Regions from separate parts of the Mus musculus genome. Here regions 1 and 2 are each linked to region 3. A link is a loop called in an ENCODE intact Hi-C map of the cell type or tissue named here. Cell type or tissue: heart. All regions are shown on one strand.

The links. A loop is a pair of places that touch in the nucleus more often than their neighbours do. Peaks named below come from ENCODE experiments on the same cell type or tissue, not always from the same donor. Only the 100,000 strongest peaks of a DNase experiment are listed, where the experiment ranks them.
Region 1: it touches region 3 in a loop (2.7-fold over the local background); 3 of 42 quality-filtered maps call a loop at or near these places.
Region 2: a loop joins it to region 3, with 3 times the contacts of the local background. A loop is called at or near these places in 7 of 42 quality-filtered maps.

The regions. Positions count from the first base shown.
Region 1 is chr10:62,789,436-62,797,435 of GRCm38, reverse strand. Ccar1 (cell division cycle and apoptosis regulator 1) reads left to right here and starts at 5,068. Exons shown (of 25, transcript NM_026201.3): 1 at 5,068-5,220; 2 at 6,394-6,515. The coding sequence starts at 6,443. In heart, CTCF peaks have their summits at 3,561 (motif pointing right), 4,815 and 5,021; DNase peaks (open chromatin) are centred at 4,185 and 5,055; H3K4me3 peaks cover 2,548 bases; H3K27ac peaks cover 3,123 bases.
Region 2 is chr10:62,916,101-62,924,100 of GRCm38, reverse strand. It overlaps Slc25a16 (solute carrier family 25 (mitochondrial carrier, Graves disease autoantigen), member 16), which reads right to left and starts at 3,468. Exons shown (of 9, transcript NM_175194.2): 1 at 3,220-3,468. The coding sequence starts at 3,349. It overlaps Gm25862 (a small nucleolar RNA gene), which reads left to right and starts at 577; the gene lies at 577-705. In heart, no CTCF peak of the experiment used is centred here; a DNase peak (open chromatin) is centred at 3,480; H3K4me3 peaks cover 1,917 bases; H3K27ac peaks cover 1,816 bases.
Region 3 is chr10:62,862,273-62,870,272 of GRCm38, reverse strand. It overlaps Tet1 (tet methylcytosine dioxygenase 1), which reads left to right. Exons shown (of 13, transcript NM_001253857.2): 3 at 5,412-5,465. Gm51805 (a long non-coding RNA gene) reads right to left here and starts at 4,603. Exons shown (of 3, transcript XR_003949007.1): 1 at 4,518-4,603. In heart, a CTCF peak has its summit at 7,618 (motif pointing right); DNase peaks (open chromatin) are centred at 3,602 and 4,852; H3K4me3 peaks cover 3,356 bases; H3K27ac peaks cover 3,304 bases.

The DNA of each region.
Region 1 (8,000 bases), 73 kb after region 3:
GTGCACACCCTTTTAATCCCAGCACTCAGGAGGCCGAGGCAGGTGGATCTCTGAGTTCAAGATCAGTTTGATCTACAAAGGCAGTTCCAACCCAGACAGGGCTACACAGAGATGGAACAAACAATTGCACTAGAAGAGATACTCACTGCTGACCTCTGACTTTTTGTTTGTTTGTTTGTTTTTTGTTGTTTTTTTTTTGTTTTTTTTGAGACAGGGTTTCTCTGTATAGCTCTGGCTGTCCTGGAACTCACTCTGTAGACCAGGCTGGCCTCCAACTCAGAAATCCTCTGCCTCTGCCTCCCAAGTACTGGGATTAAAGATGTGTGCCACCACCGCCCAGCTTGACCTCTGACTTTTACTCTCTTGTGACCTTGTAAGCACACATGCAAACACACCCAAAGAAATAAACAAGCCAATAAATAAAACTTAAAAAAAAATGGTTGCAGGGTGTGGGTGGGGAGAGGTCAGCAAGGATGCAGCACATTTCTTGTGGGAATATAAAATAGTACAGCCACTGTAAAAATAGCTGAACATTTTGTCAAAAGATAAATATAGAATTATCATATGACCCAGAATTGTGCCCTGTGTTACACTATATTCCCCAAAGAGCCTGAAAACAGTTCAAAGAAAAGTGTGAATTTTCTATAGAGGAGAAAAAAGAAGAAAAAAATATGCAACACTGCCTTTACTGTTGTTTACTTTGTAGCCAAGGCTGACCTTCAACTTGCAGTAATCTTCCTGCCTGGTAGTATAGGATATTTTACCGTGGCTGGATGGAAAACTCTTACTTCCATTAATTTAGGATCTTTACTGTAGTTCTGTAATAAAAAATAAAAATAAAAAAAAGAGTAACTCAAAGGTTTGGCTATAGAGTGGAATTTTATAGCATCATAACAAAGGAATAATGAATTTAGAGTCAGGCCTGTATGATGATATCATGTTGACCTAAACTGCCTCTTGTCAAAAACAAAATCAAAAACAAAACACTGAGCATTGCTGTACAGATCTGCTATCCCAATTAGTCAGGAGGCTGAAGTAGTGGGAACACAAATTCAAGGCCTGTCTCTTATAAAAGGAACTCAAGTTCAGCCCTGGCAACTCTGTGAGACCCTGCTTCTAATGTACAAAGAGGACAATGTTTCAAGATGATTGGGTAATACAGTGTTTCTGTAGAATGCTCAAGGCTGTGGGTCAGTCTCAGGGAACATCCTCCTTTCTCTCTTTGTCTCTCTCCCTCTCTGTAATAAAATATCATGACAAACAAAAATAGTTACCAGTCTCTAATGACAGTATGGGGATAACTAATGAAGTTTCATTTGTGTGTACAGCTGGGTCTGGTGGCTTGTAGCTGCAATCTCAGAACTTGGAGCCAGAGGCAGGATTGTCACAAGCCTGAAGCTAGCTTTGTCTATAAGTCAAGTATCAGGCATGCCAGAACTATTAATAGGATTTTGTCTCCAAAAATAAAACAAAGGCAATCATGGCCAAAAATATCTTTGTCTAGTATCTTTGTGTGCAGTCTATTATCTGATAAGGGTGTTTGCTCAGCTCCTGTAGAAGACAACTTATATTCTGCCAAGAGGGGAAAGAGAGTGGGGTGGAAGACTAGGAGAAATTTTTTTTGTCAAATCATCTTTTGCTAAAAGCAATTCTTTCATTAAAAAAAAATTTTTATTTATTTATTTATTTATTTTAATGTATGCATGTACATGGTCACACTCTTCGGACACACCAGAAGAGGGCATCCGATCCCATTACAGATGGTTGTGAGCTACCATGTGGTTGCTGGGAATTGAACTCAGGACCTCTGGCAGAGACATCAGTCTGCAACTGAGCCATCTCTCCAGCCCAGTTAAAAGCAATTCATAAATAAAAGAGAAAACTTGAAGCTGACAATCTGGTTTCCCTCAGGATTGTTCATAGAAGCTTAAAAGTAAAAGTGAAAAGGTCAGCTGAGCCGCATGTGGTGGCACACCCCTTTAATCCCAGCACTCGGGAGGCAGAGGCAGGCGGATTTCTGAGTTCAAGGCCAGCCTGGTCTACAAAGTGAGCTACAGGACACAAAGGGCTACACAGAGAAACCCTGTCTTGAAAAACCAAAAACCAAAACCAACCAACCAAACAAACAAACAAACAAAGGTCAGCTGAGGAAATAAGGGAAAGGGTGGTATGTTTGTTTATATTGTAAACATAAAAACAGAAATTCTGGCAGAGGCAGGTGGATTTCTGAGTTGGAGGCAAGCCTGGTTACAGAGTAAGTTCCAGGACAGCCAGGGCTACACAGAGAAACCCTGACAACAAAACAGAAATTCTGGAGTCAGTGCCTCTTTTCGTAGCTCTGCCTCTCCTGGCACTGACTGTGTTCACCATGCTAGCCTCGAACTCACAGAGATCAGTCGGCTTCTGTTTCCCTCGTGCTAGAATTGAGGGTGATATAGCAGTCTCCATGTCTGACTTTTTATTCACTTTAGAAAATATTTTATTTTCTATTTTTCAGAAGTTTTATGTGAATAACGATGTTTCTATTGCGTGTATGTGTGTGCATAACCCACACCAATCGACAACCATAGAGACCAGAAGAAAGCAACTATACCCTGTAGAACAGGGTTACTGAAGTTTTTAGCCACCCTGTAGGTGTTGTGATTAGAAGTCACATCCTCTGGAAGACCTCACAGTACTCTTTTCTTTTTTTTTACTTATTTATTTATTCATTTATTTATTTATTTATTATATGGAAGTACACTGTAGCTGTCTTCAGACACTCCAGAAGAGGGAGTCAGATCTTGTTACTACGGATGGTTGTGAGCCACCATGTGGTTGCTGGGATTTGAACTCTGGACCTTCGGAAGAGCAGTCGGGTGCTCTTACCCACTGAGCCATCTCACCAGCCCCCTCACAGTACTCTTAACTTCTGAGTGTTTGCCCTTAAATTTCATTTTTATTCATGTGTATGAATTTGTGTATATGTTTGTGTGAGCCTGTGTCACATGTGTGCAGTATCCCAGGAGGCCGGGAGAGGGCCTCAGAGTTCTGTTTAGTTGTATGGGGCTAATGTAGATGGTGGGATGAGCTCCAAGGTTTAGGAAAGAATATCAAGTGGGCCTAACTGCTGAACCATCCCTCTAGCTCTGTTTCGTGTGTTTTATTTATTTTGTTTTTGTTTTTGGTCTTTTGAGACAGGATTTTTCTGTTTCACCCTGGCCATTCTGGAACTCACTCTGTAGACCAGGCTGGCCTTGAACTTAAATATCTGCCTACCTCTGTCTCCCAAGTGCTGAGATTAAAGGCATGTACCACCACTGCTCTGCTTTGTGTGTTTTATAAACACTCTTTCACTATGTAGCCCTGGCTGTCCTGTGCCTTACAATGTAGACCAAGCTAATCTAGAAGTCATAGAGACATGTCAATCCAAAATACAGACATCAAAAACATATGCCTGGGGTTTCTTTCAGAACTTAAAAAAAAAAAAAAAGAAGTATTTATTTATTTATTTATTTATTATGAGTACACTGTAGCTGTCTTCAGACACACCAGAAGAGGGCATCAGATCCCATTACCGATGGTTGTGAGCCACCATGTGGTTGCTGGGAATTGAATTCAGGACCTCTGGAAGAGCAGTTAGTGCTCTTAACCGCTGAGCCATTTCTCCAGCCCCCAGAACTTTTTTTGATAAGGTATCTCAGATTTAAGTTTTCTCACTTTGTCCCTCTTATTGCTGGGCCACCTGGCACACGCTGTTTTGAATTTTTACAAATTACTATAGTGTGATGACTATATTCTAATAGTTTGAAGGTCAGGACAGAATTAGTAAGGACAAAGGAGTTACATTTTACCCAACTTCTGTAAGTTTTACTTAAGTGGGAGAAAGGACCCTTGTGGTTTGAAAAATATTAAAGAACGTGTACCTATGTGATCCTGTGTTCATAAAATTTAAGGGAAAAAATACAAGGAACCACAGAAAAAGCTATATATTTTATCCTATTGGGTTTGATGAGATAAGGTGTTACACAGTCCAGGCTGGCCTTGAACTCCTGATCCTCCCTTCCCCTCCCTCCCAAGTGTTAGATTACAGGTCACCACCTGATCATGCTTGGCTCAGCTAATCTTATGTGGGATTCCTAGCATAAGCTATTTCATGTTGAGAATTTGACTAGATGTCACCAGCAGGTGTAGGACAAAATTAGAAAATGACTTAATAATAGCTCTGTCTTTCATTTTTTGAGACAGGGTTTATCTGTGTTGCCCTGGCTGTGTCTGCCTCTGCCTCTTGAGCGCTGGGATTAGAGGTGTGCACTTCCCCCATCCCCCAACCTTTCCACTCCCTCTCGCCCCCCAAATCCTCCAGCTGTTTCTTTTCAGTAGGGTCTTCAAATACTAGGGGTGATGATGGCCTGCACTCAGTGTATTAAAATCCACTCAGTTGTTCGCTTTTACACATTCCAGCCTTAATCCCGAGGAGATGGCACTGCGGTTAAAAGCACTAATCTCTGTTCTCAGGACCTGGGATTGATTATCAGCACCCACGGGGTGGTTCACACCGGTCAGGAACTCTAGTTTCGGGGGATCTGTCGTCTTCTCAGCTCCAGGGGCACCAAGCCCACACCTGTGCGCATAAATCATGGAGGCAAAACCCTCTAAAAATGAAAAGAATGTAAACAAAAAAAAATTTTTTTTTTTTGTTCTTCGAGACAGGATATGTCTGTATAACCCTGACTGTTTTGGAACTCACTCTGTAGACCAGGCTGGCCTCGAACTCAGAAATCCGCCTGCCTCTGCCTCTCGAGTGCTGGGATTAAAGGCGTGCGCCACCACTGCCCGCTAACAACGAAGTTCTTACAGGCTTATTCTTCCAAACATGTTCCAAACAAGAATAGAGGGACCACAAGATGGCGGCGGCGACACCGGCCGGACCACGTGACTGCCGCTCGCTCTCCCTCTCTCTCCCAGGGAAGGACAGCGTTGGCCTCAGAGCAGGCGAGCGACAGCCAGCTCATTGTTCAGCGAAGTCAAGGTAACCCGGCTGAGGCTCGCTCTCGCTCCCCAGTGAACGCACTCGCGGGGAGCGCGCACGCCGAACTTTTTTCGCGCACGCGCCCGTTCCTCTCGGAACCGGGAGGCGGTGCGGCGTAGGCAGGGGGGTTGGAGGGGAAAGCAGTCTGCGCATGCGCCTGAGCTTGACGGGTTTGAAATGGCTTCTCGGTTAACCCGGGCCAGACTCAGGTGAAGGTCTGGTCAGTGTTTTGGTGTGGCGCGGTGGGAGGCCGCGGCGGGTTGCTTCCGTTCGTTGGCAGCCGGTCAGCGGAGGGGTAGGGAGCGAGTGATGTGGCGGTGGCGGGTGGGTGTGTGATGGCGGACGCCGCGGGGCCGGCGGGCGAGGGACGCGGTCCCTTTTGTGCGGGTCGGAGTAGGCCCCACGCGCCGCGCCCTGCCCCCAGCGCAGCGGCTCCAGGCCCCTCAGGTGCGGCCTGCGCCCCTTCGACTGGGCCGGGCCAGGCCGGAGGCCGTGCGTCCTCCGGCCCGCGCTGCCCCGCCGCTGAGACCCGGCCCCGGGCGGCGGCGGCGAGCGTTTCCAGCGCTTGGAGGTTCTCTCAGACCGGCCCGGGGACCTCGGGGACTGCGACGACCCGCGGGCCCCAGTGGCCGCGGCCTGGGGCGCTGCCTTCCATCTTTCACGGCCGGCGCGTGGGAGGAAGATGAGTGTCCTCACCCCGGGATGCCAGGCCCATCTTTTCCTTTTCTCTTGGGTTTTTGAGCCGGGGTCTTCGCAGTGGTTCTTTTGGAGCCGCGCGTCCTCCCAACTGCCTCCCCACTCCCGGAGTGGAGACTAGGGTGACAAAGGCCATAGTGACTTCCTAGCCCTTAAAGTAATGTTCGTTATTGAGATGGTATCTGCCAATACCTTTATGGGGGAGGGGGGGTCTCGACGCAGTTTCCGTTATTGATTTAACCCCACTGCAGGACCTCAGACCATCGCCCAAAGAAACACGCAGGCTGTACTTGCTGCGTCTATAAGTTCGTTTGTCCCCAGAGAGAGAGGCTCTGTATCTAGCCCTAGCTGGTTTGTAATGTCATATAAATCATGCTGGCCTGGAGTTTATAGAGATCCGCCTGACTCTGCCTCTGGAGGGATGGGTTGGGAGGGGATTAAAGGCTTTGCCACTAAGCTCGGGCAGACCTTTTTAGGAAATGACCTTGTAGTTACTGAAGGAAGTTCCTTTAAGTCAGCCCCAAGGATATCTTTTAAATAGAGTATGCACAAGTGATCTGTTGATAGGCTGGTTGTGCGTTTTATTTCAAATGTTCTGTTGCACACTTCGGTTGGTTCTTGTTTGGAACGTGTCTTTAATATATCAATGATTTCTCTAAACTAGCCTTTTCCTATATCCTTTATAGGTATCTGCTATAGAAGGGAAACAAGTGAAAGTTTTCCCCCCCTTGCATCATGGCTCAGTTTGGAGGACAGAAGAATCCACCATGGGCTACTCAGTTTACAGCCACTGCGGTCTCACAACCAGGTCAGGCAACTGAACCCTTGGACTGGAAATGATATACCCTTTAGTTTTTAAGATACTTTTGAAAATTAACTCAGGAACAAAAACAAAACCCCACTTATCCAGCAATTTGAACACTTTTTTTTTTTTTTTTTTTTTTGGTTTTTCAAGACAGGGTTTCTCTGTGTAGCCCTGGCTGCCCTGGAACTCACTTTGTAGACCAGGTTGGCCTCGAACTCAGAAATCCTCCTGCCTCTGCCTCCCAAGTGCTGGGATTAAAGGGGTGTGCCACCACGCCCGGCTCTTTGTTTTTGTTTTGTTATTTGTGTCTAATTTTTTTTTAGTTTACTAAGGGGTTTTGCCATTTAAGTCTTCCACTACACTTTACCATTTGTGTTTGGCCTTTGATATACAGTCTTTATTAGCAGCAGTCCTTTGGCATGAGCAACCACACCCAGCTTATAGTTTTCAAATGCCTTAAGTTTATCTTTTTTCCTCTGGGTTTTTGGGTTTCAGTTAGGTTTGTCTGTGTAGCCAGTAGTCTTGGCTGTCATGGAACTCACTATTTTGACCAGGCTGGCCTTGAACTCAGATCTGCTTGCCTCTGCCTCCCAAATGCTGGGACTAAAGGTGTGTGCCACCATGCCCATAATTAAAGTTGGTTTAATTATGTTTTATAGAACACTAATTTATTAGAGAGAATCCTCCTTCCCTAGCTTCCTCCCTTCCTTTGTGGTGCTGGGGATTTAATTGTACTGAGCTTCAAGTAGAATATATCTTGTTTCCCATGTTTTCAGTTTTAAGAAGATACATTTTTAGGCCAGGTATGGTGGCATACTTCTCAAAACAACAAAAATCAAAAAACCAACCTGCTTTAAAACTTAAACAGCAAAAACAAAAAAGCCAAAGTATTTTAAAGTAAATATACCTGATTTATCTTTCTTCTTTTCTTTTTTTTCCTGGTCATAGTCGACATGCCTTTAATTTTAACACTTGGGAGGCACAGGCAGGATCTCTGAGTTTAAGGCCAGCCTGGTCTAAATAATGAGTTCCATGATAGCCAGGATTACATAGATCTTATCTAGATGCCTCTCCCCTAATTATTTGTATTTTTTAAAATTACATTTTCATGCTCCTCTGGAGTATGAGTTTGAGAGAGAGGGGGTGGGAGAAAGAGGATTAAAGTCAGAGACAAGTGGCAGACGTTTGTTTTCGTTCATGTAGGGTAGGTCTTGTGAATTGAATTGAGTTTGCCAGCCTTGATGGCAAGCACATTTACCCAGTGATCCTCCTGGCTGAGCCCTTAGCATTGTTCTGTGTGTGATGTGTATATCAGAGCAGGTATTCGTGTGTGGAGGTTAGTGGACAACTTTTGGTAGTTGGTTCTTTCACGATGGGTTCTGGGGATTGAACCCAGGTTGTCAGACTTGTATGGCAGGTGCTTTTACCCCCATTGAGTAAGATTACTGGTACATTTATGGTTTCATTTGTTTGTGTTTAATGTAGAAA
Region 2 (8,000 bases), 54 kb before region 3:
CAGAGAAAACGCACATAATAACTAAGGAAGCAATTATTTTTTTAAAAAGGAAAGAGGAGGGCTGGAGAGATGGCTCAGCGATTAAAAGGACTGACTGCTCTTCCAAAGGTCCTGAGTTGAATTCCCAGCAACAGCATGATGGCTCACAACCATCTGTACAGCCACATTGTACTCAAATACATAAGATAAATAAATAAATAAATCTTAAAAAAAAAAAAAGGAAAAAGGAGCAGCAGCAGGAGGAGGAGGAGCAGCATCGCAGGGTGTGGTGGACACATCTGAGACACTGTGCCAAGATTGTCTGAGACGTGGCCCTAGGAAAGCAGAGGCGGGGGTCTGAGGAATTCAGTCACTTTCAGCTAAATACTAAGTTGGAGGCCACCCTACCATATATGAGATTCTGTCTTAACAAACTCTAGTCAGACATAGTGGCACACATTTTTAATCTCAGCACTCGGGAGTCAGAGGCAAGCAGATCTCTGAGCTTGAGGCCATCTTATTGGGAGTATAATTATTTTCTTCTGCAGATTAAAAAAAATTTTTTTTGTTTTGTTTTTGTTTTTTGTTTTTTGTTTTTTGTCTTTTGAGATAGGGTTCCTTCTTCCTGGGGATCTGGTGATGCAATGGCTGCCAAGAACAAAATCCTTGGCAGTGTAAGCAATCTGTTGTACGTCTCGGTTCCTCTTAGAGGCCTTCAAAATAGTTTTCTGATGGATACTGGTATCTCTGATCTCAATGCTGACCCCAACCTAAGATCCAAAAAAATATTCAAAGTACCTCTGGGAAGCCAGGGCAGTATGGGAAGGGTTCATGTAGAGGTTTGAATGAGAATGGCCCCTATCTTGGATTTACTGCTGTAAACAGACACCATGACCAAAGCAACTCCAAGAACAATATTTAATTGGGGCTGCTTATAGGTTCAGAGGTTCAGTCCATTATCATCAAGGTGGGAACATGTCAGCATGGTGTAGGAGGAACTGAGTGTTCTACATCTTCATCTGAAGGCTGCGAGGAGAATACTGATTTCCAGGCAGCTAGGATGAGGGTCTTATATATAGTCCATGCCCACAGTGACACATCTACTCCAACAAGGCCACCACAAGTACTCCAACATGGCCACACCTAATAGTGCCACTCCTTGGTCTGAGCATACACAAACCATCATAGTTCCCAAAGTCTCATATTCTTAAATACTCAGTCCCTGTGCCGGGCAGTGGTGGCGCATGCCTTTAATCTCAGAACTTGGGAGGCAGAGGCAGGAAAAACCAAAAAATAAAATTAAATAAACAAATAAATACTGGTCCCTGGCTGGTGGAAATGTTGTAAAGGATTGGGAGGTGTGGCCTTGTTGGAGAAGGTAGGTCACTAGGAGTAGGCTTTGAGGTTCAAAAGACTCCCATCATGGCCAGTGTATATATACACACACACACACACTCACACACACATTGTGTACACATTGGTTTTTCAAGACAGAATTTCTCTGTGTAGCTCTGGCCATCCTGGAACTCATGCTGTAGACCAGACTGGCCTGGAGCTAATTCTGCCTGCCTCTGCCTCCCGAGTGCTAGGACTAAGTAACAAATGTCTTTTTAATCTGAGAAGAAAATAATTACATTCCCAAAACAGCTGCAAGCTATGACCCTATCTTTCCATAAGACCTCATGATGTGTATTTTTTTTATTGCCAGTCATAAATAATTAACTGAGCCGGGTGTGGTGGCGCATGCCTTTAATCCCAGCACTCGGGAGGCAGAGGCAGGCGGATTTCTGAGTTCGAGGCCAGTCTAGTCTACAAAGTGAGTTCCAGAACAGCCAAGGCTACACAGAAAAACCCTGTCTGGGAAAAAAAAAAAAAAAAGAAAAGAAAAACCACATAAATAATTACCTGATGACAACTCAAATAATCAATCATTGTGGGGAGGGAGAGGTTAAGAGATACAAACTTACAAACACCTGCTTACTGAAAGGGAGAGGAACCCTGGCACATGCAAGCCATCTGGTAGAGTAAGCACAAAGCACAGTGCTTCTTTTCAAGCAGTTACAAGCTTGTTTACCACGATTCCTGGAACCAGTTTTGGTTGTAGGCAGTTTTCTTTTTTTGTTTTTTGATTTTCCGAGACAGGGTTTCTTTGTGTAGCCCTGGCTGTCCAGGAACTCACTCTATAGACCAGACTGGTCTACAGCATGGACTACAGATTTGTTGTTCTTCTCAAGCCCCTCCCACTTTTGTCCATCAGTTTACCATCATCTATCTACAAGATTAACCAAAACAACAAAGCCAGGGATCTTTGCTATCACCTCCATCTATCTTCTATCGCATGACAAGGTCTGCGGGCCTGCTTCTCCAACTGTTTGGTTTTTGTTTTTTGATTTTTTTTTTTTTTTCGAGACAGGGTTTCTCTGTGTAGCCCTGGCTGTCCTGAACTCACTCAGACCAGGCTGGCCTCGAACTCAGAAATCTGCTTGCCTCCCAAGTGCTGGGATTAAAGGCGTGCACCACCACCACCGCTGGGCGGTTGTAGGCAATTTTGCACAATATCCTTAGTCATTTTATTTTGTTTTTGAGACAGGGTATCACTTTGTATTCCTTGCTTGCCCAGAACTTGCTATGAAGACCTGGTTGACCTCAAACTCAAGATCTGCCGACCTTTGCATCTGCCTGGTGCTGCGATTTAAGGCACATTCCACCATGTCCAGCTCATATCCTAGTCTATTTTTCAAAGTTAGCCTCTAGAGACGGACTGTGCGACATGTGCCTGTAATTCCAGCACTTGGGATGCAGAGGCAGGAGAATCGGGAGTTCAAAGCCAGCGTCAACTACATAAGGCTCTTGAGGTGGGGGGGCGGGGGGGAATACATTAAATATTCTCAAATCATTATCCGCACGCGCGCGCACACTCACGCGAAGGGGACGCGAGCCCAAGCTGGCCTCCACCTCCAAAACTTATTTTCCTTTCAAGCAAACAGCAAAACCCAATCCTACACTGTCACACGTGTTGTTTGTAACAGAAAGGGGTGGTCCCCACCATGTCCCACCTAAAGGATCCTGTTTTCAACCTTAAGAAATAGGTGCTTGGTTCAGCGGAGGGATTAGCCCCGGCTGCAGGGGCTGACGTGAAGGCCCGGCTGGGTGCTGCAGCAGGAGAAGCTCGGGACTGTCTGATCGGCCCGCGGACCGGCTTCAACACCCAGCCCCGGGGTCCGGGCGGCGGATACTGACCTCCGGCCAAGAAGGAACGCAGCCAGTAGAAGTCTCGGCGTGAGGTCGGGCCCCCGCTCCCAGCCGCCTGCGGCACCGCGGGTGCAGGCTCGGCCGCCGCCAGGGCCGCCGCAGCCACCAGGGCCGCCATCGGGACCTGCGCCACGTCCCGAGCCTCCGCTGCCAACTTACAAAACACTGGGCAGCACCATGGCTGGAGCCGGCTCTGACAGGAGCCCAGCCGCCGCGCGGGCGGGGCCAGATGATGCCCATGGCGCGCGGCGGCGAGGAATGATGACGCACGCAGCCGCCGCTGGGACCCGTCCAAGAGAGCAAGGCGGAAGTGGGCGTCACCCAGGGGGTCTGCGACACTCAGGGTCCCGGGTTTCCTGCTGAAGGTTTGCGAGCCTCTTGAGCCAGACCAGTAAATTCAGGCTTGCAGTCTCAGCACGAGCGAACCTGATGACTCCTGACCATGGAGATCAAGACCCGCTTGAGCTATGTAGTGAAGCTCATGCCTGTCATCCCAGCACTCAGGACTCTGAAGCAGGGGCATCACCTCCAGACCAAGACCAGCATGGGTAACTTAGTGAGTTCCCGACTAGCCCAGGCTGCAGAGAGAAAGATACTGTGTCAAAAGAAAATGCTAGACAAGCTAGCTGGCTCAACGGCTGAAGGCACTTGTCACTAGGCTGGCCGACCTGAGTTGTCTCCAGACCCGGCCTAGTTGAAGGAGACAGTCGATTCCCACAAATTATTCTTAGACCTCCATACATGCAACTTGGCAGCACGCGCGCCCACACGCGCACACACTATAATAAATGTTGAGAGCCATAGAGATGGCTCAGCGGTTAAAAGCACTCTTGTTCTTGTAGAATACCTGGGTTTGATTCGCGCGCGCGCGCGCGCGTGTGTGTGTGTGTGTGTGTGTGTGTGTGTGTGTGTGTGGTGTGTATGGTGCCTCTGGCATTAACACAAGCAGCTCAGCCTTCCCTGTCTTTCTGATCCACTCCCATCTTCTGATCTCACACACGATAAATTCTTTAACCTGCTGTCTTCACAAACTCTTTCTCTTTTATTTCTCCTTCTTTTCTTTTTCTTCCTCTCTCCCTGCCTTTCTCGGGACCGGCTATGGAGGCTTGGCTTGTTTGGAGATTCTAGCAGGGTGACACATCTATTCCCACACCCTTTATCAAAGATGGTGTCCTTCTCTCTTAGGGGAAGGTCATCTTTGTCCAAACAGGCATGTAGTTCTGGAAGCCATGTACATGGAGTGGGAAGAGGGGAGGAGACACTCACATAGACAAGCAGGTCGCCAGGCGTGGTGGTCCACGCCTTTAATCCCAGCACTTGGGAGGCAGAGGCAGGCGAATTTCTGAGTTCGAGGCCAGCCTGGTCTACAGAGTGAGTTCCAGGACATCCAGGGCTACACAGAGAAACCCTGTCTCGAAAAACAAAAATAAATAAATAAATAAATAAAAAGACAGCAGGTCAACTTGGTAATCAGTGGAGTGACAGATGGTGCAACTGCATCACCCTCACATCTGTGACCTAGGACTAAATACTAAATATGGCCCAGCCTGGTCTCTAGCCTGAGATACTTCTGCCTCAACCCTGCATGTGCTAAGAGTACAGGAGGATTTCACCACCACTCCTGGGGTGATCTTTATCTGTGTCTCTCTTCCCCCCTTCCTCTGTATCTCTCTCTCTCTGTCTCGGTTGTTCTCTCTGTGTGTGAGACGGGTGTCGGGGGAGAGAAAAAAAAAACAAACTAGGGATCCATTGACCTCAGAGCTTATCAAATGCTAGGCATTTGTATCTGACATCTAGGTTACAGGCATTTAAACTCCCCATCTTCTCTCCTAAGTATACTGTTCATTCAGCTTTCACCCTGCCACAAATGGGAACATTGTGTTCTGTCCATACACTAGAAAGACCACAGACCAGTCAGTCTCCCTGCTTTCTCTTGCTCTCTACTGTCTGTTTTTGACACAACAGCTAAGGCATTAATTCATTCATGTTGTGGTTGGGGGAACACATGTGTGGAGGTCACAGAACAGCTTCTGGAGTCAGGTGTTTTTCTCCTCACTACATGTGTCTCTTGTGGCTGGAACTCAGGCCTTTAGGTGTACTAGAAAGTACCCTTGCCCCACTGTGCCGACTTGCTGATCCTAAAGATGTAAAATAGCTTGGCATCGTGGCTCATACTTGTAAAGACAACATTGGAAAGGCTGGGGCAAGAAAAATGCCAAGAGTGTGAAGCCAACCTGCCCTACATGGTTCTGTCAAAGCCACCCTGAGCTACAGAGTGAAACCTGTTAGAAGAATAAGATTAAGGGCTTGAGGATGTAACTACGTTACATAGACTGCAACACGTTCTAATAGGACCTTCAGCACCAAAGTAACTGGATGTGGTGCTGTGCACTCCTGGGCTACATGAGAAGGAGACCCATCCTAAGCAAAAAAAAAAAAAAAAAAAAAAAAAAAAATTCTGTTTTTCTGTGTAGCCCTAGCTGTTTTAGAACTCACTCTGTAGACCATGCCTGCCTCTGCCTCCCACCTGCTTGAACCATAACTATTTCAGTAAAGAAAAGATAGTCCAAAAATAGATAGATAGGGGCTGGTGAGATGGCTCAGCAGGTAAGAGCACCCGACTGTTCTTCTGAAGGTCCTGAGTTCAAATCCCAGCAACCACATGGTGGCTCACAACCATCCCTAATGAGATCTGACTCCCTCTTCTGGTGTGTCTGAAGACAGCTACAGTGTACTTACATATAATAAATAAATAAATCTTTAAAAAAAATAGATAGATAGATAGATAGATAGATAGATAGATAGATAGATAAAAGAAAAAAGAAAAGATAGTCCAGTCTGTTTTGCTTAAGTTTCTGGTTCCCTTACCTGTGACTCTCCAGTATTGTACAGCAGTTTGCTGACCAATTTCCTTTTCTTCTGATACAGATTCTCATGGAGCCCAGGTTAGCCATAAACTTGCTGCAGGGTGCCCCACAATAATGTAAACTTTTAATTTTTTTAAAGATGTATTTATTGTGTATGAATGCTCTATCTGCATCTATACCTGCATGCCAAAAGAGGGCACCAGATTACATCATAGATTTGTTGTGAGCCACCATGTAGTTACTGGGAATTGAACTCAGGACCTCTGGAAGAGCAGTCAGTGCTCTTAACCACTGAGCCATCTCTCCGAGAGAACACACTCGTTCTTTTCTTCTCTTTTCTTTTCTTTTTTCTTTTTTTTTTGGTTTTCAAGATTTCAAGACAGGGTTTCTCTGTGTAGCCCTGGCTGTCCTGGAACTCACTTTGTAGACCAGGCTGGCCTCAAACTCAGAAATCCGCCTGCCTCTGCCTCCCAAGTCCTGGGATTAAAGATAACATACACTACTACTGACCAGCAAAAAAAAAAAAAAAAAAAAAAAAAAACATTTAAAGATGCTTAAGGTGGGCTGGAGAGACGGCTTAGCAGTTAAGAGCACTGACTATTCTTCCAAAGGTCCTGAGTGAAGACATTGACAGTATACTCACATATATAAAATAAATAAATCTTTAAAAAGGGTGGGGGTGCCGAAGGCATGGCTCAGCAGTTAAGAGCAATTACTGTTCTTGCAGAGAATTGGAGCTTAGTGCTCAGCACCCACATGATGGTTCATAAGCATCTGTAACTATAGTTCCAGTAAATGTGATTTATTCTTCTGACTTCCTTGGGAATCAAACACATATGCAGTACACAGACACCAGAAGAGGGCATCAGATCCCATTACAGATGGCTGTGAGCCACCATGTGGTTGCTAGGATTTGAACTCACAACATCTAGAAGAGTGGTCAGTGCTCTTAACCACTGAGCCATCTCTCCAGCCCCCTGTATATTTTTTAAAGATTTATTTATTTATTATATATAAGTACTCAGTGTACTTACATATAATACTTATTTATTATATGTAAGTACCACTGAGCCATCTCTCCAGCCTGTATTTTATTTTATTTTATTTTTTAAAGATTTATCTATTTATTATATGTAAGTACACTGTAGCTGTCTTCAGACACTCCAGAAGAGGGCGTCAGATCTTGTTACAGATGGTTGTGAGCCACCATGTGGTTGCTGGGATTTGAACTCTGGACCTTCGGAAGAACAGTCGGGTGCTCTTACCCACTGAGCCATCTCACCAGCCCCTGTATTTTATTTTTGAGACAGGGTCTTGCTATGTAGTCCTGGCAGGCCTGGAGCAATCTATGAGGACCAGTGGAACCTCATACTCAAAGAGGCCAACTGTGTCTCCCAGGTGCTGGAATGTGTCCTCGTATCCCATTTTATACAATGCTGGAAATGGAGTCCATGCCTTCACACAGGCCAGGCAAGCACTTTATCAACTGAGCTATAGCTCCAGCTACAATAAAAACCACATGGCTGGCTGAAACATTTTTATCTGTTTCTTTTTTTTCTTTTTTTTTGGTTTTTTCGAGACAGGGTTTCTCTGTGTAGCCCTGGCTGCCCTGGAACTCACTCTGTAGACCAGGCTGGCCTCGAACTCAGAAATCCGCCTGCCTCTGCCTCCCAAGTGCTGGGATTAGAGGCGTGTGCCACCACCATCTGGCCATATTGAACAATATTTCAATAAATATAGACCACAAACATGACAATGACTAGAAGGCCTTCTTTAGGTTTTTGTCTTCCTGTTTGTTTGTTTTTGTTTTAAAACAAGCCTCACTTGATAGATCTGCCTAGGCCTCCCAAATGCTAGGATTTGAGTTATGGGGCACCATGCCCAGGCTTTTGGTTTTATGCT
Region 3 (8,000 bases):
GCCTGGGCCTGAGCGCTTCCTGAACAGCTAGCTGTCTCCAGGGGTTCCCCCGGCCCAGCTTTCACTATAATTTTGTTTCACATTTCGGGTCACATGACAATTATGGTGTCACTTCTTATCCTGTGCTGTGGTGATCTTTTGCCCTTCTTTTGAAATGTTTTCATTCCCAAACGTGACATGATTGTAATCTTAGTACCCAGGAGGATTGGTGGCAGAACCATTTAAGCTCATGACTTCAAATCCACCCTGGGTGACACAGAGAACATATGGCTCATTAGAGACAAGTTTCACCTTGTCCTATTATTGTTGTTGTTGTTGTTGTCTTTTTCAAGATGGGGTTTTTCTGTGTAGACCTGGTTGTTCTGAAACTTGTTCTGTAGCTCAGGCTAGCCTTAAATCCCATCTGCTTCTGCCTCCCAAGTCCTGGGATTAAAGGCCTATGCTACCACCTCATGGCTGCTTTTTCAATTTTAATTAACTTTATTTTTTCTAGCTGCCCACCCCCCATGGTTGTTTTTGTTGTATCTTTTTCATCCAGAATTATCATGTGAAATTAGAATTTCACATGAATGCATCACTTTGGTGGCTAGTTTGTGGGGCTAGGGGTCTTTTCTCCCTCATTCCTCTCTGTATTGTGCCTGGTATATGTGGGTACCATATAGATGTTGGTTGAATTTGGTGATCATAGTGTGAAACTCTCTCTGTATATAGTCCTGGCTGTCCTGGAACTCACTTTGTAGACCAGGCTGGCCTGAATAATAAGTTTTTAGAACCCTACCATATAGCATAGCATTTCTAGACCTGCCAAAGGAGGTATTCCATGATAGAGGCTCAATCAATTTTTCATTTATATATACATATGTATATGTGTATATATATAATATGTATAGTACGTATATATTATATATTATGGACTCTTTAGAGACAAGGTCTCATTTAACCTAGGTTAGCCCATGTTCTCACTATGTGGCAAAGGATGGACCCTCTAACCTCCTGAATGTGGAGAATAAATGCCTGAGCTAATTCCAGGCTTATCTCTCTACTTCTTCTCTAACACTCCTTTCCACTCCCTGGGAAACAGCTGTCACTCTTTTTTTGGGGGGGTTGGGGGTGGGGTGGGCATGTTGAGACAAGGTCATGCTGTGGCTGTGGCTATCCTGGAACTTGCTGACAATTGACCAGGTTGTGGCCTCAAACTGTGAGATCCATCTGCCTCTCAAATCATGGAATTAAATGCGTGAGCTATCATAATTTGCCTCACAAAAACTGCAATTTTTCTTTTTGTTTTTTATTTCTGAGACAGGGTTTCTCTGTGTAGCCCTGGCTATTCTGGAACTCACTCTGTAGACCAGGCTGGCCTAGAACTCAGATCCACCTGCCTCTGCCTCCTGGCTGATTTATTTTTAAATATGGGCATGTGCAGGACTGGAGAGATGGCTCAGGGGTTCACTGGCTCACTGGCTGCTCTTCCAGAGGTCCTGAGTTCAATTCCTAGCATGGTGGCTCACAACAGTGGGATCTGATGCCCTCTTCTGGCATTCAGGTTTACATGCAGATTGAGGGCTCATACATAAAATTAAATATGTGCACGCCTGTATGCATGTACTGGATCCGAATACACTGAGCCCTCTTTCTGGCCTCTGGAACCTTTGGCCTCTTGTACCTTCTATTAATTTCTGATCTGTCCCATTAAAAGTCCAATTTTATCTAAGTTCTGTACTGAGCCTGTCACCTTTTCAGAATGTGGACACTGGAACAGATTGGAATGGGAAAAGACTCCCTAACTGCGAGCCTCTGTGCACCCTCATTCTATCCCAGTGGTTTGATACAGCCTGTCAGTGTAGCTCTTACATTAACAACTCATCTGGCTGGGATGAGCTCCGCATTTATTTAGTTATTAATTTTGCAGACTAGTGTGTGCTTCCACATCCCCTGAAGTCACCAAGTGTAGTGAGTGGGTTCGCACGTATCTCACAGAGCATCCCCACTCTCTGAGCATGATTTATTTTGTGGCTGTTACAGGTAATGCATTGATTTAAAATGTATAATCCTAACATAATTATATGTTACCTGTAGTGGCAACCTAACTAAATATTGAGCAATCAATGGGAAAGATACTGCTTTCTGCAAGTGTGTGCATATATCTAAGGGAGGAGGCACAATCTCTGGGAGAAAGGTGTGGAACTCAAATAAGGGGTCGGGGAGAGGGGTGCCCTGAGTGAGTGACTGGCTGATGGGAGTGTACCCTGGCATGGTCCCTGGCAAGATGCTCTGGCAGATCCTTGAGGTGGCACAGAGGGTTAAGAAAGGCTTCATCCTGACCTAGATTTGATACCTGGGACTCTAATTGTGGGAGACAGTTAACTCCCCAAACTAATTCTCCTTGAACTCCATATGCTGTGCAGAGTGTACCAACACAAACACAGCCAGGCAAAATGATGATGATGATAGAAAAAGGAATGGGGATGTTCTTCAAAGTTGACATCAGCTGGATGATGGCTAAGTGTGGTCCACCCGTGCACCTGTTCTCCACCCTGAACAGACGCGACCCAGACAGACATGGCCATGCGTTTTCAGCTATTTCTTGGTCGATTTGGTTCCCCACAGAGCCAACCCCTCCCAACCTCTCAGACAGGGTCTCACTATGTAGCTCTCCCTGTCCTGGAACTCCATGTGTAGACCAGGCTGGCCTCGAACTCTCTTGGATCTGTCTGCCTCTGTCTCCTGAGTGCTGGGGTTAAGCTGTGTGCCACACGCTGAGTCCACAGCAGTTCTCAGTGTTTGCTGTATTGCACTGCTGTCATGGTTAGGTCAGATTCCCTTGGCTTTGGTATGGATATTTAACAAAATATTTAACAAATATTAACAAAAAGATGAATTCCATACAGCTATTGGGATCAGTGCACCTTTATTTGTCTTTTCTTTTTCTTTTTTCTGAGATAGACTCTTGCTCTATACAGCTATGGCTAACCTGGTACTTGCTATGTGTCCAAGGCTGGCCTTGCACTCATTGCGGTCCCCCTGCCCGAGTCTCCCTTGGGTGCTGCAATCGCAAGCATGGACATGGTTTTGTTTGTTGTGTGGTCATTTGAAGGCAGGGTCTCACTCTACCTGATTCTCCTGCCTCAGCCTCCAGAGTAGTAGTTAGTCAACTCTCACCTGCCTAGCTTCAGTACTCCTGTCCTGTCCCATCTGTCCCCTGCGCTCATCTGTGAATTAGTTAAAAATTTGTACAGGGCAGGGCAGTCTGGAGGATGGTGTAAAGAGAAATCTGGGAACAGGGGATTATGTAGTTCATTAGTAGAGCACTTGCTTAGCGTGCAAGAAGAGTACCTAGGTGCAAGTGGAAGTACTAGTAAATAACGAAATTAACGGGGAAACAAATGCTGGACATGAAAGCGGGCCTTCGTGGCAGCCTACAAGCCTCAGACGGGAGGGTGATGGAACACAGGCCTTCCGGCCCTCGCTCTATTCTGAGTTCTGGTTGTGGGAATCTGTTCTGAATCCAACTGCCAGTGGAAAACCCATTTCTGGCCTCGCAGCCAGGCAATCCTGCCAATCCTGCAAATGTACTGCAGAAACTTTGGCCCCAGGAGGCAGGAGCTGGGGCTTGCTTCCTGAGAATTGTGCAGCTGTCAAGGTGACTGTGATGGGGCTGTGATCAGTCTCTGTACAGCTTTTTGGCAGTGACCTTGGGCCAGCCCTGCTTGCCACAGCTACTCTGGTCCTCGGCCACTAGAGCCTTTGCCGCTGTTACAGCAGACTGCAAGGGAGCTAACAGGAGGAAGGCTGCTCTTGGTCCTGCCTTTCCTGGAGTCTGGCAGGTGTCATGTGGTGCCAGCTCCCTAAGTCTACCACTCACTGAGTATGGGTGCAGTTCAGGTGTGTGTGTGTGTGTGTGTGTGTGTGTGTGTGTGTGTGTGTAAGTGATGGAGCTAGTGAGCGGGCTCGGATGTTCAATCCCGGGCTCGGGTTCAGCTCCTGGGGAAGTGGCTGGTTGACCACTAAGCCGGTGTGCAAGAAGCCTCAACCTGGGAACCCAGTCGGAGGCTTGAGAAGAGAGGCTTGGCTGCAGGTGATGATCTTGGGAGGAGAGGAGACAGGACCCCCCCCCCCCCAGATTCAGGTTGGAGTCTGCCTTCTGGTAAGGCCGGTTTCTCTGGGCACTGAAGGTCATCAACAGCTTACATACATATACAGTCTTCCATATCTGTAGTCACCGAGAGAGTGTATGTATGAGTGTATTCTGAAAACTCCACCCCCTCTCCTGTCCACATCCTGTCCTTTTTCGCTTCTAAGTGGCTGATTGTCATTTTTCAGTCCGACTTTATCGTTGGACATTTATTGACAGAAATCAAATCGCTGTTTTTAGGCCAAGCGCCGGCTGCACCGAGGTGTGGTTCCCAGGAATGAGACACGCAGCCCAACAGCTGAGCCTGCGCTGTCCTTACTTAACCTCCCTGCCTTCAATATCGCCAATATTTAGCCTTGCCTTATAAAGTCAAAATGCACAATACCTTCCAGGGTTGCTGTGAGCCCCGATGCCCCCTTTGGCTCAGGGGCTATCTCCTGCCCGGTGATACAGAGTAGCGCGCCCCTCCCTGCGCCGACCTGCCCTGGTGCCACCCAGAGGTTCCTGCTAAGGGAGACTCCTCCATCGATCCGATGGTGGCGACCTGGGGGATTTGAGAACATTGTCTTTTGCAGAAGCCTCCTGTGATTTCGGTGGCGGCGACCAGATCCTCTGCAGAGAACTCCATGTCGCAGCTTGTGGCTGCCTGTGTCCTGTGGTGAGAGCCCAGCCTCACAGGAGATCCTTTGTCTGGGATAGTGCTAGGCTGCGAAGATCACTTTGGAGTCTCTAAGCTCTGCCTTGCCATTGGCTGCACTCTTTGTGGGGCTGTTTTTGCAAAAGGCATGCCCAGCACGTCTACAGTGCTGGCAGGCCAGGGCTGCCTTGAAACACCATGATAATGATACCAAAAGCAGTTTGCAGAGCTGCTCTCTGTGGAGGCTTCCTCTGCAGAAGCAGGCAAGATGGCTACCTCGTGGGCTTCGCCGTGAAGAATGCAGAAGCTAATTAAGACAGACTTTTAGGGGGAAAGGGGGCATTTCCCTCCATCTTTATTTATGCAAGGTTGTTGGCTGTTTTTCTTTCCAGTGACTTTTAAAGTATACATTTTGCATAAGCTCTTCAGGGTCTGACTGACCAACATGTTGATGGTATTAAATGATATAAGTAGTTTTTTACAGAGAAGTAGCAAAATTTTTGGCGGGCGGGAGGGGGAGAAGGGTGGCAGCTGATCTATATAATAATAATAATAATAATAATAATAGTTATTATTATTATATATGTATATAAATGGAGGCTCACATTTCAATTTTACTTTTTTTTTTTTTTTTAATTTTAGGTTACAAAAGAAAACAAGAGGCCCCAGAGGGAAAAGAAGCCCAAAGTTTTAAAGGTAATCAGCTCTTGATTAAATGCTATTTGTGTTTTTCCATTTTATACAGTATAGAGTATTTTTCTGTCATCTGAGGGTGAATTTACAGTATAGGGGATTTGGATTCTCCCAGGTTGTCAGGGCTTACATGAATTTTCACTCAGCCAGAGTTGCCCTCCTCCCCTCCCCCTTATGGTCCACATTAGCATCCTTCATTTGCAGCTTATAAATGTTGCAGAGAAGGAAAAGTTTATATGCAAAGTGTTGAATAATCCCTTCTCCTCTCCAGCCCCCTTTGTGCCACCTGCATCTGTGGCACATTAGTCCCATGGTAGAGAAGTTGACAGCTATGATTCATTGTGATTTAAAAAAAATTTTTTAAACACCTAGAAAATACTATATTGTAAAACCTGATATATTATTTTCCCGGGAATGGGGGAGGAGGGAATGACCTTACAGGTTTTAGTTCAACTTCAAATGCATTGAGACCTTACAGTTAAATGCTAATGGCTTGATGTGAAGTGCTCACTATGCTATAGTTAATTTTGGTTGCCATAGATTTAAGGAATCAGCGTGTTTTACGTACTTCGTATAGATTGCATGCTGAGGGTTCAACGGCAATCTGATTTGCTTGCTAGCTTGGGATCTGTTTGCAGTTTTGTTATGGTATGGAAGAGTTAATTTAAAAGCCTATGGCCTCACTAGAAGTTCAAGGCTAGCCTTAGCCTCGCCCACCGCTCACAGCTTTCAGATCTCAAGCTCTACACTGCAGATACTCTAGGTGTTAGCAATTGTTTTCAGCATGGAGGGAATATTAAGCAGCAGAACCACGTGTCTACAGAATTGTTCCGTGTGTTTAATGTAAAGGGGTTTAAGTGTAATTGTAGCTTGGTGTTTGCAAATAAAGTTGTAGCCCTCCAGCGTGCTGAACTGTGGCAGATGCCGACTTCATTTGCTACCCCCGTTGTGTGACTTTTAAATGCTGGCACTGAGAGCCAGGCATTGCCTTGCTTGCTGGTTTCACTGACCACCTTGAGGTTTCTGTTTCCTGTGTGCACACAGCAAGGGCAAGAATATTTAGTCATCAAAGAAGAAGTGCTTACTAGAAATTGACCACAGAGTCAGCAGAGTTGTAGGCTCTGTGGAATGAGTGTGACCAGGTTGGCATGCATTTTCATGAGGCCTGAGCAAATCAGGTAGGGATTGTTTGTAGGATACATGAACCAATTTATGTTTTATACCTTTTATACCTCCCAACTGTAGACCATCATTGACTTAAATCCCTATATTGCCTGTAATCCTACCACTTTGGAGGTAGAAGCTGAAGGATTAGGCATTCAGGGCTAGCCTCAGCTACATAATGAGTTTGAGGCTAGCCTGGGTTACTTGATACCCAGTCTTAAAACCATAAGGAAGCTATTTTATTTAGTCTTGCTGTTGTTAATGGCTCATAAATGGATAGGTATGTTTACAGGTGTGCTCACATGCACACTGTAAGTTTAAATGCCCATGCAAGAGACAGATTATGTATAGAACTAATCATAGACCGTGTTGGGGTGTATGTGTGGGGGTGGGGGGAGTCTATGTTTTGTTAGTCTATGTGTCTCCTGTCACCTGTGCCTGTCAGAAGTAAATGCAGCATGTGTTTCTTTGTGGACTCATGCAGTAGACTGTGACCCTGTGGTGGCCTAATTTCTTCTGTCCCAGCAAGCAGGACTGAATTCTCTCTGTACTTGGTGTCTGTTGAAGAATATGAAATTGAAGCCGGGCGTGGTGGCACATTCCTTTAATCCCAGCACTGGGGAGGCAGAGGCAGGTGGATTTCTGAGTTCAAGGTCAGCCAGGGCTATACAGAGAAACCCTGTCTTGAAAAACAAAACAAAACAACAACAACAAAAAGAATAGGGAATTGACAAGAAATGAAAGTATTTATTTATTTATTTATTTTTCTAGAATAAACATGTTTTTTTGGTGGAGAGGTGAGTTTCAAATCAAGGTTTCTCTGTGTGTAGCCCTGGCTGTCCTTGAACCAGGCTGGCTTCAAACTTAGATCCACCTGCTTCTGTCTCCCAAGTGCTGAGACTAAAGGCATGTGCCACCACCACCTGGCTGGAAATAGTATTTTGAATTTTTTATATATTTCTGTGTATGTGCAAATGAGTTCAGGTATACGTGGCCACCAGAAGAGGGCAGCAGATCTCAAGCTCTGCAGTTACAGGTGGTTATGAGTCACCTGACATGTGCAAAGGAAAGAGTAGCAGGTGCCCTAGCTCAGAGAGATTCACCTGCCTCTGTCTCTGAGTGCTAGAGAGATGTGTGCCACAACAACCTGTTTGTTGTTGTTATTTGTTTTTTGTTTTGTATTTTCTGTGCCTTTTTTTTTTTTTTTTTTTTTTTTGGTTTTTTGAGACAAGGTTTCTCTGTATAGCCCTGGCTGTCCTGAAACTCACTTTGTAGACCAGGCTGACCTCAAACTCAGAAATCCTCCTGCCTCTGCCTCCCGAGCATGAGCCACCACACCCGGCTTATTTTCTGTGCTTTAAGACAAGGTTCTCA